2 separate regions of the Mus musculus genome follow, and region 2 is linked to region 1. Evidence: chromatin loops called from intact Hi-C (ENCODE). Cell type or tissue: heart. All regions are shown on one strand. Links, peaks and the distances in the headings refer to the core of each region. The heading gives the core; the rest is flanking DNA.

Evidence for each region. Hi-C counts contacts between places; a loop is a spot of excess contacts. Peaks named below come from ENCODE experiments on the same cell type or tissue, not always from the same donor. Only the 100,000 strongest peaks of a DNase experiment are listed, where the experiment ranks them.
Region 2: it touches region 1 in a loop (7-fold over the local background); 3 of 42 quality-filtered maps call a loop at or near these places.

What each region holds. Positions count from the first base shown.
Region 1 is chr16:92,101,468-92,108,895 of GRCm38, forward strand. All of the region lies in intron 2 of Mrps6 (mitochondrial ribosomal protein S6), which reads left to right. Among named protein-coding and RNA genes, the nearest start is that of Gm41496, 21 kb to the right of the region's middle. In heart, for the core only: a CTCF peak has its summit at 2,806 (motif pointing left); no DNase peak of the experiment used is centred there; H3K27ac peaks cover 1,374 bases.
Region 2 is chr16:91,932,931-91,940,358 of GRCm38, forward strand. It overlaps Gm36797 (a long non-coding RNA gene), which reads right to left. Exons shown (of 3, transcript XR_385049.2): 1 at 7,368-7,428; 2 at 6,707-6,856; 3 at 3,411-4,301. Among named protein-coding and RNA genes, the nearest start is that of Gm36797, 4.2 kb to the right of the region's middle. In heart, for the core only: CTCF peaks have their summits at 2,434 (motif pointing left) and 3,586 (motif pointing right); a DNase peak (open chromatin) is centred at 3,631; H3K27ac peaks cover 1,175 bases.

The DNA of each region.
Region 1 (7,428 bases), core at 1,099-5,098:
CCGGTGTCACAGCTGTGGGTTGATTGGATGTCTTGGCTCTTGGGCTCGATAGGAGGCAGCAAGGGGAGTTTGAATAGTGATGCTTTCACTGCAGAGGCATGCTAGACACAGGTCACAGAGTCTGCCACATGCCTGCTTCTCAGTAGGACAGAGCAGTGCACTGCCATTCTCTTAGGTCCTTCCCCAGTTGGCCCCTTGCTGCCCAGAGGCCAAGGAGGCCGAAGGAAGAGAGCAAGGAGAGAAATGCTTAGGAGGGGAAAGATTTCAGTTGGAGGGTTAGCTGGATTGCCTCCCCTGATGAGGAAGGTACACTTTGAAAGTGGTTTTGATATTATTATTTATTCACAATGCCAGATCTATAACAAGTTTATGCCGAAAAGAGAAATGTCATTATTGCACATACTGATTTGGTCAGGCCCTTGAGAAGCAGGTATGTTCTGGAGACTGGCCTGCAGATCTGTTCCTGGGAACTTACTTGCTCCCCACAGCACCTTGATGGTGAAACTCGCAGGCCAGTGTACAGATGAAGTGCTCACTGTCTCCAGGGGTTGTGGAATTGGGGGCTTGTTTATGCTCAGCTGAGTATCATCTAAAACTTATTAAAATTTTTCTTGTGTGTTCCACCTGGCTCCAAATGGTCACCCTTACCAAAGTGGAGACAAGGTCTCAGACACCTGTAGCTTTTATGTATATCATTTTTCTGTGTTCCCAAGGGCAGCCATGTTGCAAGTCAGCTGGCTGCCAGATCATGACCTTGTAACGGAGCAGGCTTGAATAGATCATCTGCCTCTTGGGCCCAGTGGGAGTGGTTGGGAGCCTTTGCTCTCATGGATCAGCTTTCCAGATGGAAGCCCTGGCTTCAGTTACCACAGTTGTCACAGGCAGTGCCTGGAGCCTAGAGCTGCCGGTTTCAGACAAGCTGGCAAGTATTCTTCTCTCTGGATTCGCGCTGGTCCCACTTAGGTCTCTGCATGCTCTCTCCTTGTGCCTCCACAGACTCACCTCGAGCCTGTCTATTTGGTGGAAAGGATACCTTTGGAGGTATCCCTTGTTGTCAAACATTGTAGAGGGAGCAATGGGAGTAGATGGTTCCCTGGCCTTTTCTATAAAGGGCCAGCATCTTCCTGAGGACTAGTGATGCCCTACTGCAGACACAGCAGTCAGTCTCACTCCAGGGCTACATACCATTTGAAGCTCTTTGCACTAGGTGCTGGACAGGAGAACTGGTGATCTCTCAGAGCTGAGCTTGTGCGCCTCAGGTGGCCTGCGACTGACCAGGGGACTCATTTCCATGTCCATAAGAACTCTTCAGTTGTGAAAGGAGTTCTGGCCTTAAATTGGGGTAGATGCTTAGGGCACAGCTCTGCTGGGTATGTGCAGGATACCTGCTAATTACGGCTGAGAAGAGTGATCAGAGTGACCAGCTCTTTGGTGAATAAGTGGAATTTTACGGACCGCTCCCAAGTATGTCTGCAGCTTACTTACTCTGAGAGCGCTGGCGCCCTTTCTAGAGGAGATCGAGTCTCCTCTGTAGTTTTCCTATTAGTTAACATTTCTGTCTTCTTATGTTTTCCTGCCAGCGTCAAGTGAAGCCCTGTGCCATGGCTCTGTTTCTGTGTGTACATGTTCTGCAGCTTGTTTTGGGGCGGGGATGCTGTGTCCTTGAAGGTTTCTTTTTTTTTTTTTTTTTTTTTTTAAATATCTGTTAAAGTTTTTTTTTTTTTTTTTTTTTTTAGATTTATTTATTTATTATATGTAAGTACACTGTAGCTGTCTTCAGACACTCCAGAAGAGGGCGTCAGATCATGTTACAGATGGTTGTGAGCCACCATGTGGTTGCTGGGATTTGAACTTCGGACCTTCGGAAGAGCAGTCGGGTGCTCTTACCCACTGAGCCATCTCACCAGCCCGAAGGTTTCTTTTAAGTGGCATTTCCCCCAAGATTTGTAGAATTACTCGTTTGTACAATGCATGAGAGCCAACAGATGGGTAGAAAAAGAAATGAGTTTGTCTATAGACAGCCTTTGGTATCAAGGTGAAAAAGAAATGGGGTTTGTCTGTAGACAGCCTTTGGTATCAAGGTGAAAAAGAAATGGGGTTTGTCTGTAGACTGCCTTTGGCATTAAGGTGAAAAAGAAATGGGGTTTGTCTGTAGACGGCCTTTGGCATTAGGTGAATAATCCGCTGCCTCTGTGGTGTCTGGGGTCAGAAAGGTTTAACCAAGACAGTGTAGGCACAGGCATCCACACAGATGACTGTCTTCAGACAGCCGGGTTCCAGGACGCTCTGCTGCTACAGACTCCCCACCCACCGGGAGCCACTGAGCACTTCAATGGAAAATTCCACTGTGTGCCACTGGGAAGGGGAGGGTGTCTGAGAGGGACGGTCACAAAGAGCATAACTCCAGTGTAAGAGAGCTCTTTTTGTGGGGCTCAGACAAGAGGAGTTTGAAAGAATGTGACCTTTATATCTAAAAACACTACCAACACCTCTAACAGTGGGGTGGGGGGCTCAGCTCTAGACAGTGACCTCGCCTAGTGTACAATCTGACCTTGTGGTGCTGAAGGGCGAGGGCTAGTTTTCAGAGGAGTGGCAGATCTGGAGGCTGGTTCCCTGGGAGAGGACTATTGTGCAGGGAGCCAGCTTGAGCGCATTGTTCCCAGGATTGGGCATGGCCTGTCCTCTGAAGCCATTTCTCTGGGCCTTTTCAGATCTTTGGAGCCCTGGCCCTTGTAGTGAAGAGTTTGGTGGAGTTAAATTGTCTTAATTCAGAGGAGGGTAAGGTGCCACCTGTAGGCCATTTTGTGCAGAAGCCATTCACTGCTCTCTGGCTTTTGAACATTGCATTGTAATGAGATGTGCTTTAGTGCTCTGAACCTGTTTTGGCCCCAGCTCTCCTTGCTTGGAGGCAGTGAGCACCTCACTTCCACCTTTGTGGTGTTGGTGTGTAGCTCAGCAGAGAAGGGAGAAGTTTGGGGACAGCTCCGAATAGTTAGAACCACATGCAGAAAGCAGAGCTTTAAATGGAAACACTGCTGGGCACTGTGTTCAAGGCCGCCATAGGACTGCTTACCCACCTGGCTGCCTGCTGTGTTCTGTTCTCTCTGTGTACAGCATGTGCTTAAAAGGCTGGTTGTGTACTGATTAGACTTTTAGATTATCACACTGATTTTTTTTTTCCCAAAATGATCTGTCCACTTATTGGTTCGGTTAATGGTTAAAATAAAAATGGGAAATGGAAACTGATTGGAGTGCTTTGCTGTCACTCTTTGATTGGGATGTCCTCTTTCAGGCCTGTCGGGCAGTTGCAGGGGAGTCACAGTTGTAAGTGGTTCTGCCATGAGTGAGAAACTCACAGTGACAGGATGGAGATGAGAGAGGTCCACACACCAATACCCTCCGCACTTTGCTTCTGCCTAAGTCGCTGTGCTCAGTAGTTGTTCCATTGCGGGGCTGCAGTCCTAAAAGTGAGTGAGGTACATTCCCAATCCCCTGGACACCCTGGTCTCTCTTTAGCCTTATTCATGTCTCCTTCTCTGGATCTGCAGCCTATGGAGCCTGCAGGAGGTTGTAGGGCGCTGATAGCAGAACTGCCTTCTTGGCACAGGTCTCAGCTTTATGCCTTCATAGGCTGTCAGGAGAAAGACAGTGTGCTGCCTTCTGAAACTCTCCATCATCCAAGGGTGTAGGAGGCACAGTTGTAACTGGGGGCTGGGATGGTGTCTCTCAGTGCTCTGTTGTCTGGGCCCACAGCTGAGTGTGGATGGTAGTAGCCTGGAAGGATCTTATGGAAGTTGTAGAAGCCTGGACTAATAGCACCAAACTTTGGTGATTTTTAAAATGTCAGCTGGCCAAAGGACTGTTCTAAGAGGCTGTCGCCTGTGCATCTGGTTGCTTCAGCCTTCTGAGGTTTGTCTGCAATGCACACTTGCCTAAGCTTATTTAGATAAGTAGTTAAGAAAGAAAAGGATACTGTGGAAGCAACCAGGAACCTTGCAGCTGTTTTTTTGTGTGTAAGAAGCCATGGATAGACTGGGCCACTCAAACACACAGGTTGAGTATGCCTGGACCTCAAGGAGTAGAAAGAGGAGATGGTGGTGATGGTTTGGCTTTCAAGGAGAGGTGGATGCAGTGTATCTATCTGCCCATCTCTGAGCTACTTTCCCCTTCTCTGTTGGGTGTTTCCTTTTCATGGAAATTTCCATGGTGTAATGAGGAGCCTGGGGAGTAGAAACAGTCTTTGCCCACATCAGCCCCAGGCACAGATCAGCAAAGTGATAAGCTTGAAATGGTAGTCACATGCTGAGGTTGTGGGCACAAACCCGCTTGCAGTTTGGCCAGAGCTCTTGTTTGGGTTTGGTTGCCAATGGCCTGGAAGACTGGTGGAAGTAAGTTAAAGGGTAAAGGTCACAGGGTTGGTAGCAATGGAGACACCTAGAGGCGGAGAAGCAGCTGATTCTGGAAAGCTCCAAGCCTGCGGTTTTCCTTGAGAAGCCTCCAGAGTGCCAGTACTGTGTAGCAAGGGAGGAGCTGCAGTCTAGGGCCCTGGCTTCCCTCCACAGGACACTGTGGGAAAGTAGACCAGTTAGTTCCCTTTCTGGTTGCCATTTCCTCAAGTGAAAGGGATTGGGCTATACCTTCCTACCTATCGGTTACAGCCTATAATTCTGTAAGTCTTTTGGTCCCAAAGTTGTCAGCAGCTTCATGTGTGTGGGAGTGGAAAGGCCTGATCTGTGTGACCCTCACTGCAGGGCACGCACGCGCACACACATGGCAGCGGGGTGAGTTAAGGAGGCCATAGAAGCCTCCTGAGTCTCTGTGCTTGTTGACATTGAATTGTGATGTTGAGAGAGACTAGAAAAGGATGCCGGGCAAGAACGACACTCAGCTTCATGGCCCCTTCTTCATTTCCTCAGCTGACACACAAGGTTCCAACTGCCCTCCTTGAAGACATGAAGACATTTTGGAAATTAAAATGCATTAAGACTCGTCTTTTCAAGGTCTGCACTGGGAGGTTTCTGGAACCTCTGCTCTGCGCTTCCATCCCGGGCGTTCCTTTTGCTCTTACGGCAGAATGCTACTGAAAGCTTTGTGTGTGCGTTTGGATGGGTTGGTACGCAGTGACCAGGAAGACGGCAGCCTGGAAGGCGGCTAAGGCGGCTCTTGGCATCTGTAAGCTCGCTTTTCCTTACACCGTCAAAATCTTTCTGCCCATAGGTGTGCTTGAGGGATCCGTGAGGCAGTTGGGTGGAAGTGGAAGAAAGCACTGCCTACTGTTTACTGTAGTGAAAACCGAGGCTGGCTCAGAACTGGTGTTTAAATAAGTTGACTCTGGACTGTAGGAAGGGTAGAACTTAGCACTTACAGAGGGAGGCTTGGGGCACCACAGGGCTGGCAGTAGTGCTGACGCATTCCGGGCTAGGATGCCGGAACTGAATCTGTCCCTCCTTGTCCCCTGCCAGCGCAGGGCTGTGCATGGACAGAAGCAGGAGACAGTAAGCAAAGTATAGATGAATAAATCAATAAATAAATCAATAAGGCCTCTTAGAGAGTATGGTGTGGTTTGGAAGAATATTTTGGTAAATACCCAGTAAAAGAATGAATGGACAATAGGAAGGAAAAAAATGCTGGGGACTGTGTTGGATTAAAGCACTCCACCCACCACCAAGTAGCCAGAGTGAAATAAATGAGTAAAAGATACTGGCCATTAGCATGGAGGAGGTGGTTTAAGACAGTTCCCACGGAACATTCTAGACTCTGCTTCCTAACCTGCTTAAGGTAAGTAATCACGATTTAGGGTTGAACAAGTGAACAATTCATAAATTGGGTGGTTACAACCCTTTAGTTTGTGTGTATGTGTTGGGTCAAAATAAATGGAATTAAGCCTTGGAGAGAGAGTGTGGGGAGGTTGTTGTGTAGCGCCCATAGCCATCACAAGGCGTTACCTCCTTCATTGAGTAAAGACACACATTGCGTGTGGCCCCAAGAAGCCATTCCAGTGGTGTGGTGGCCCAAATGAGAAATGTCCCACATAGGCTCCTGTATTTAAGTACTGAGTGTCAAGTTGATGCTATAAGAACGTTTAGGAAATGCAGCGTTGCTGGAGGAAGTGCCTGACTGTGGGAGGGCTTTGAGGGCTAACTCTGGTTTTAAATTGTATCTTATTGTTGTAAGTTGTACCAGCTTCTGTATTAGTCATGGTTCTCTAGAGTCACAGAACTTATGGGTAGTCTCTATATAGTAAGGGAATTTGTTGATGACTTACAGTCTGCAGTCCAACTCCCAACAATGGTTCAGTAGTAGCTGTGAATGGAAGTGCAAGGATCTAGCAGTTGCTCAGTTCACACAGCAAGCAGGTGAAGGGGAGAGTGAATCTTCCTTCTTCCAACGTCCTTATGTAGGTCTCCAGCAGAAGGTGTGGCCCAGATTAAAGGTGTGTGCCACCACACCTGGATCTGGGAGTTGCTTTGTCCCAGTGGCCTTGAACTCGGAGATCTCTCCTTGTACTTTATCACAGTCTGCCTGTGCTCGGTTCCATTTACAGCTTTTTAAACTGAGGCTTATTTTATTTTTGTTTTTTAAATTACTTTGTTTTTATTTTTTATTTGTTTATTTTTTTATTAGGTTTTTTTTGTTGTTGTTGTTGTTTTTTCGAGACAGGGTCTCTCTGTATAGCCCTGGCTGTCCTGGAACTCACTTTGTAGACCAGGATGGCCTCGAACTCAAAAATCTGCCTGCCTCTTCCTCCCAAGTGCTGGGATTAAAGGCGTGCACCACCACTGCCTGGCCTTTGTTTTTATTTTTAATTAAAATTTGAGAGTTCTTTGTGTGCTAGATTCAAATAGTTTATTAGAGCTATAATTAGCAAATCTACAGCCTGCCTTTTTACTTAAAGCACTGTCTTTAGTGTCGATGGTCTAAAGGAGAACAAAGGGTTGTGTTTTCCTATTATTAATTGTACTTTTTTGTACTGTCTGATAGATCTCGGCTTAGTCCCAAGGTCAGAAAGGCTTTCTTTCTTTTTTTAGATATTTAATGTTTGATTTCACTCTGTTCCATTTTTTGAGTTAGTTTTCCTGTATGGTGCACATTAAGGAACAAAGTGTACCTTTTCAAGCATTAAGGAAAAGACTTTTCTCCTGTGCCCTGTCTTTGCACCTTAATAAATAATAATAATAATAATAATAATAATAATAATAATAATAGAATCAATTATACCTGTCTGCACGGGTCTGTGTGGTCACACTGCCTGCATCAATCACTATTCCTTTCTAAGGCTTGGGAAGAGGTGATGTTTGGTGCTCAGCTTTATTCTCTATCAAAGGTGTTTGGCTGTTGTGCATTCTTGGTATTTCTATTTGAACTTGAAAATTAAGTTTGTTAAGATGTTGAAACTGTGAGTCAGATTGAATGGACATCTAAATTATT
Region 2 (7,428 bases), core at 1,831-5,830, 170 kb before region 1:
TCCACTGCTGCAAAATGCTTTTACGTAAGCCTAATGAAAAGCGTATTCAGCACTGATCACATCTTATGGAACTGCTCATGTGTAGACAGCTGTTTTATATCCCAAGTCTCAACAAGGTATCAAAAAAAAAATCAACCTGTTTGCCTTCACAGGCTGTACTGGTTAGTTTTTCAACTTGACACATACTAGAGATACCTCTGAGAGTTAGACAGAAACCTCAGCTGAGAAACTGCCTCTCCCAGTTGGCCTGTAGGCAAGTCTGGGGACCATTTTCTTGATTAGTGATTGATGTGGGAGGGCCCAGCCCACTGATGGCAGTACCCAATGGCAGGTAGCAAGGGCAGGCGATCCTTGGGTTGTATATAAAGCAGGCTGAGCAAACCCTGAGCGGAAGTCAGAGAGTGGTGAGGAAGCAGGGGCTCTCAGTGGATCTTTGCTTCAGTTACTACCCTCACGTTCCCACTTCTGCTTCTTTGTTGATTCCTCTCTGGGATGAACTGCTACTTGGAAATGAAAGTTGAAACAAACCCTTTCCTTCCCCCAAATCGTCGTGCCCTTCCCCCCCCCCCCCCCCCCCCGCCACGTGTGTAGCTCTGGCTGTCCTGGAACTCTGTAGACATTGAACTCAGAGATCTGCCTCTGCCTCGGATTAAAGGCGTGCACCATCCCTGCCCAGCTTGTTCTGTGTCTTGTCACAGCAAAAGAAGCCAAAGTAGAATAGAAACCTTGTACTCTATGTAAAATCAAACCGCAAGGTTGCATTTTCCTGAAGTATAGCTACATGCAAGTTTACAAGCAATTTGGGTTTCAATAAATGTAATAGAAAATTTAAAAGTCCCAGGCTCAAATACACTCGGGAAATTGTAGACCAACTATTGCACTGTCTTTTATAATAGACTCTAGGTTTACCCTGTGGCAATGCGGTGCCTTCTATTTATTCTGCATCTTCATTCCACTCTAGCTCCATGCATAGCTCTAAAATGGCAGCTGATGGTTGCTTGAATTTCAAGGTTTGAGTTTCAGACAACCCTCAGGTGTAAGTGTGTAACTGTGTCTGTATTTTCTGGGAGGTGAAACAGATTTAGATTGTTTAAATTTTTTTTTTTTTTTTTACATTGTTGCAGTCAAGGCTAATAGAATGAGTCAGACTCGCACAAGGGCAGGGCTACCCTGGGAGAGAAACCCAGATATTTAAGACCGTACCTGTTTCCATCCCGCCCCCCCCATTACCCCCCACCCCCCCCAGGATTTCTCTGTGTAGCCCTGGCTGTCCTGGAACTCACTCTGTAGACCAGGCTGGCCTCGAACTCAGAAATCGGCCTGCCTCTGCCTCCCAAGTGCTGGGATTAAAGGTGTGCGCCACCACTGCCTGGCACCTGTTTGTTTTATGCTTCCCATTCGATCGCTGTTTTATCTTCTGCACAGAGACAGTCACAGAAAACAGTGGCATGACATCATGAGACCATCAGTGGTACACGTATGAGTCTTATTTATTATTATTGTGTGTACATGGGATGCACTTGCCACACGGTGAGTGTCAAAGGACAGCTTGTGCATCTGTCCTCTCCCTATGCCTTTCTGTGGGTCCTGGGAATCAAACTCATGTGATCAGGCTTTTTAAAAAAAAGTTATTTTATGTATATGAGTACACTGTAGCTGTCTTCAGACACACCAGAGGAGGGCATCAGGTCACATTATAGATGGTTGTGAGCCACCATGTGGTTGCTGGGATTTGAACTCAGGACCTCTGGAAGAGCAGTTGGTGCTCTTAACCACTGAGCCATTTCACAAGCCCCTGCCATATGTCTTAAAATTTAGTGACTCGCTCTTTAATTCAGAAAGAACCATTTTGAAATTACAGTATTTAGAAAGTCCAGATAAAAAGATTAGACTTACAGGAGCAATTCCCATTGTTCATTACCAGAGACCCAGAGGAAGGTTCATGCCCTAGTTCACAGTGCCCTCACTTAGAGATAGAAAAACAGAGAAGCAAACAAATCGTATCCAACACAGGGGAATGGCTTATTTGGAACGCTATATTACACAGCCATGAAAGTGAGGCTTTCAAGTTAGGCATAGTGGGGTGTGCCTGTGACCCAGCACTCAATGGACAGAAGCAGGCAGATGACAGCAAAGCCAAATTTAGCTTGTTTTACTTGGCAGGTTCTAGTCCAGTCGGGCTACAAAGGGCCAGCCAAACAAACAACCAAACAACCCTAAATAAGTAAATCAGACTTACAAAAATTATCTCATGACACACAGAAAAGATCTAAGTACACACATTAAACATGTACGAACTGGGCTGGAGAGATGGCTCAGTGGTTAAGAGCACTGGCTGCTCTTCCGAGGTTCTGAGTTTAACTCCCAGCAACCACAGGGTGGCTCACAACCATCTATACTGGGATCTGACGCCCTCTGCTGGCACGCAGGTGTACATGCAGATAGAGCACTCATACATAAATCCTCTTCCTGCACGGAGAGGTCTCGGGAGTGTTTACGTTATCTATGGAGTTTTGTCGGAGTACAGTCCTTTCTGGTGTTTTCTTTGTTTTGTTTAAGAACTGTGCACAAGCCTCTTACCACACTCCCTGTGTTTTGCAGGGTGGCAGCCTGCATTAGAGCAGTTCTTTCACACAAGATCTCTCTTTCTCTTTAAAGCCCCAGAAAGAGCAAATGACCTCTGGGGCTTTTGCACAAGTCTTGCGGTTCGCAGAGATTGTGTGTTGGAAACTGAGCGGGCAATGAACAAGAGAGAGAAGGCATTACCACCGCATGAATTTAAACTCTTTAACCTTAAGATCTGGAACGTGTGCTCACAGGAAAGAGGCAGTAAATCATTTAATAAGAATTGGTGGTGAGAGCGGACACTCGGCCCAGCAGTTAAAACCTTGTGCTGCCCTTGCAGAGGGCATCCCCACCCCCACCCCGTTCAGTCCCCAGAACCCAGGTCTCCATTACCAAGCTGGAGTTGTAACTCCAGCTCCGGGGGAATCTGACGCCCTCTTCTGGACTCTTTTGGCCCTTGTGTGCTCACATGGACATACCCACATGTAGGCATACTTGCATACACAAGGGGGTGGTTTTTTGTTTGTTGTTTTTATTATTCAAGACAGGGTTCCTCGAACTCAAATAGATCTGCATTCTGAATGCTCACGGGGGTGTGAGCCACCACCCCAGCCTGATTTTTTTTATTATTATTATTTTTTTAAACTGTGTAGCCCTGTTTGGGCTGGAACTCTCAACCCAGACCACGCTGACGTCAGAACTCATAGAGATCTACCTGCCTCTACCTCTGCATCTGGAATACATGCAACACCCCACCTCAGCAGCATACACATAATTTTTAATTAATTCATTCATTTTTTTAATGAGAAAAGTTTAGTGGTTTTTTTTCCCCCTGAAACTCGATCTCTCGGATCTGCAGAGTGGCCCATAGAGGGTCTTGAGTTTCACCACCCCTGTGGTTCAGGCTTGTTTTCTTCACCTCTGGGCGTGATGTGAGGTAGTGCCCACCTTGAAGCTGCCACCTGCTCAATGTTCAAGGTCACCACAAAGGAGCCTGGTAGGTTTCTGCAAAATGCTGCGGACACTAGAGGGCGCCATCACCTTATGTTGCAAACAGAGTCTTTCTAGAGCTTTCTGGGTCCAAAATGCAGTGTCTGGCTCACGTTAGCCAGTGAGAATCATATGATTGTGAAACAAACAATCCTGATAGCTCCAGTCACAACCTCCACCATCAGAGCTGAAGCCTGTTGTAGAACCCCCTAGAAACTATCTTAGCTGGTCCTTGACTCTTAGACCTCCCATAGCAACCCAGGTCTTGCTTCACTGGCATGTTTCTGACTTAGAAGTCATAGCCCTTTGTTGGGTTGGGCAGTGGGGTGGGGTTAGGTCAGGAGGGAGAGCACTATACCTTTGGGGGAATCTTATTCTGGAAGCTGGTAGCGACAGAAGAAGCAAAGAAAAGACACGGAGCCTAACCTTCTTTGGCCCCTGGTTTGAATCACAACATTGATCTTGAGAGGAAAGCCAGGGTAGCAAGCTTGCTTGCGCGGTGCTCTTCTAATAGACTGAGAGAGCTGAGGAGACCTGCTCGAGGGTCTGGTCATGATTGGTTGTGTTTGGTGATGTGACCTAGGCTTTGCTTCACCACTTCTGTGTCTTAAACAATGTCTGTGTCTCAGGTTCCTTCTGTGGAGAACGGAAATATAACAGGAGGTAGCACGTCACAGCCTGGAAGACCCGGGGAGGGGCCTGTTACTCTCACTTTGCACACAGGGGTTTCCTATTTGTTGTTTTTCCTGTAGAGGGGAGATGAACACAAACCCAACAGGGGCCATTTTAAACGCAATATTAACGTGCTATTTCTTCTTTCCACTGGGCTGTGGCTCGGAACTTGGAAGAGATGGCCGTGAGACCCTCTGAAAGCAGGGCACAGTTCCTGTCAACACCAGTTCCACTTGGGAAGGGGCCTGACTGTGGGGAGGCCTGGCGTGGGTCAGAAGCACGTGTCCTCTGCAGAAACTTACCGAGTGACGCTCTGAACCAACCTGCAGCCGGAACGGCTTGGTAAATAAGCATGGGTCAAAGAACAGTATGAGGGCTCAGTGGACACAGGCGCTTGCCGCCCAGCCTGATGACCTGAGTTCAATCCCTGGGTTCCATATAGTGGAAGGAGAACTGACTCACACAATAAACAAACAGACAAACAACTAAACAAACAGTGTTTTGGAGACAGGGTTTCCATGTGTGGCCCTGGCTGTCCCGGAACTCACTCTGTAGACCAGGCTGACCTCAGATTCACAGAGATCTGCCTGCCTCTGCCTTTGGGGTGCTGGGATTGAAGGTGTGCACTACCATCCATCACCCAGCTACAAACAAACTTTGTAAGGTCATTTACTTGGGGAGAGAACTGGGGGGGGGGGAGGGGGATGAGGAAGGAGCATGTATGACTGCTAAACAACCCTGAGAACTGCTGAGCCTCAGGAGTTAGGTGTGAAGAAGACAGTAGCAAGGTTTTCCTTTAGTTGTAAGAGACAGAGTGAATGTGTTGAGAGGAACACACATGTTCACACTCACAGGGAAGCCTTTCAGAGGGACCCAATGTGGGGGCGTCTGATTCTGAAATGTCCCCGTGTAGAGACAGGACCGTTTGGACCCTGAGGTAGGGCCGGGTCTCATAAGCAGTTGCTGGTCAGGCTTGGCAGCAGAATATTCTTCTGTTCGCTTTTAATCATTAAAGTAGAGCTCATTTTGGTTTATCAGGGGAATGTGGCTGGGACATGAGGCAGGGGATTGACAGAGAAGATACAGTGGTGAGGCTAAAGGAGGCTTTAATACCCCAGGGTTTAAAGCCTGACCAGTCTCCGTAGGGAATGAGTTAGGGTGACCTTGTGGCCCTGTGACCCAGAAGTACTAAGCAGCTGCTTGGCACCCACTCAGCGCCTTCTGGGGAGAGACTGGGCTGCTAGCAGCTTTTGTAGGCTTTTTATTTGATGGCAGACTAGCAGAACTGGGGAAAAGTACCGTCTAGTTTGAGATTTCAAGCAACGAAAGGACTATTAGTGGGGGAGTTTTCAGAGACCAAGACAAGATCTGCAAGGAACAGCAGTCTAGACCTTTTGTATGTGGCTGGAAAGGGGACAGAGGGTTGTCCCCCAACCCCGTCCATTGCTTTGCTCCTTTGTATTGGCATGTCCAGGGAACAGGCCAGCAACCAAGAGCTGCCCACCTCCGGGGAGCTGTCACAGATTCTTTTGAACCAGTTTCAGTTTTGAAAACCACCTTTTGTTGTGAAGGAGGAGGGCATAGCGTGTAATGGGGCTGGCTGGGGAGTGTGGAGGCGGAAGTCTGGATCCCCACATGTGAGTGTGTGCTGTCACAATCGATCATACAACCTATGTACAGTGGCGGCAGAGACAGGTGGATCTCTGGAGCTCTCTGACTAGCAAAAGGGAGTGAACTACACATTCAGTCAGAGACCCTGTCTCAAAATACAGACAGTGATAGAGGAAGACACTGCCCTATGGCTGCCACATGTATATATACAGACACCTGCATATACATGTGCAAGTACACACATGAACACCGAACAACACAACTCTCTCTCTCTCTCTCTCTCGCTCTCTCTCTCTCTCTCAAACACACACACACACACACCCCTTTCCTTCCTCCTACCATTAAGCGATACTGCATTGGCAGTGGTGGCACACGCCCTCAACTCCATTCTAGTACTTGGGAAGCAGAGGCAGGTGGGTCTCTGTGAGTTCCAGGATAGCCAGGGCTACACAGAGAAACCTTGTTTCAAAATAATAATAACAATAATAATAATAATACAACCCAAGAAGACATACTGCATAGATGTTAGTCTACCATCAAAATGAGCCAGCCCTAATTTTACAAGCTCTGAGTTTTTTTCTTGAATATGTCTTTAAATTTGTAGGATATCTTCCTATACCTGAGTCCCAAGCCGACAGTAGCTCCTGTCATATCTTGGCAACCAATGGAAGCAATGAAGGAGGAAAAACAAAGATAAAAATTAATCATGCCAGCAGGCAGATCCTCACTGCACAGTTCTCAAAGTGGTTGTTTATCAAAAATAAAGTCTACTGTCTCCCTGGCACTGAATCAAATTGGTCCACTTGTGACGGTGACAAGATGGCCACATGTCCTCCTTCTTCTTATGATTTGTGGCACCGACACTTACCTTGGAATCAATTTACTGGCATTTTTGAAGCCTGTGTGTTTTTCTTACTTATGTTCTAATCCTTAAGGTTAGTCAAGAATATTCTCAAAGTAATCTTTCACGGTAGCCGTCAGTCGGTCCTGCCTTCGGATTGAAAAGACTCCGTGGAACCTGAAACATTACACCCACCCACCCAGCAGATGGATTAGGACCGACTCAATAGGCTTTATTTTAAATTAAGTATGGAGTTTGAATATCTAAGAACTGGACAGGGATTAGATCAACCTTGGGCTAGCTAGGATGAAAGAGTGTGCTGCTGTTTTTGCATTAAGAAAATAGCCGTAGTCTATTGCTAACCAAATACAGCAGGGTTAAAATGCTCGACATGTAACATGATGATGTTTTTGTTAAGTAATTAGGTGTTTATCTGTATCACACAGTAGGGCAGAAGAGGCCTGGGGAAATGGTTAAGAGCACTTGCTACTCTGGCAGAAGAATCATTTGTTCCTGACACCTATGTGGGGCAGAGAAACCTTGTCTCAATAATAATAATAATAATAATACAAACTAAGAAGACATACTGCATAGATGCTAGTCTACCATCAAAGTGAGCCAGCCCTAATTTTACAAGCTCTGAGTTTTCTTGAATATGTCTTTAAATTTGTAGGACTTCTTCCTATACCTGAGTCCCAAGCCGATCAGGATTGGGATCATCTGTAACTCCAGCTCCAGGGTATCGGACA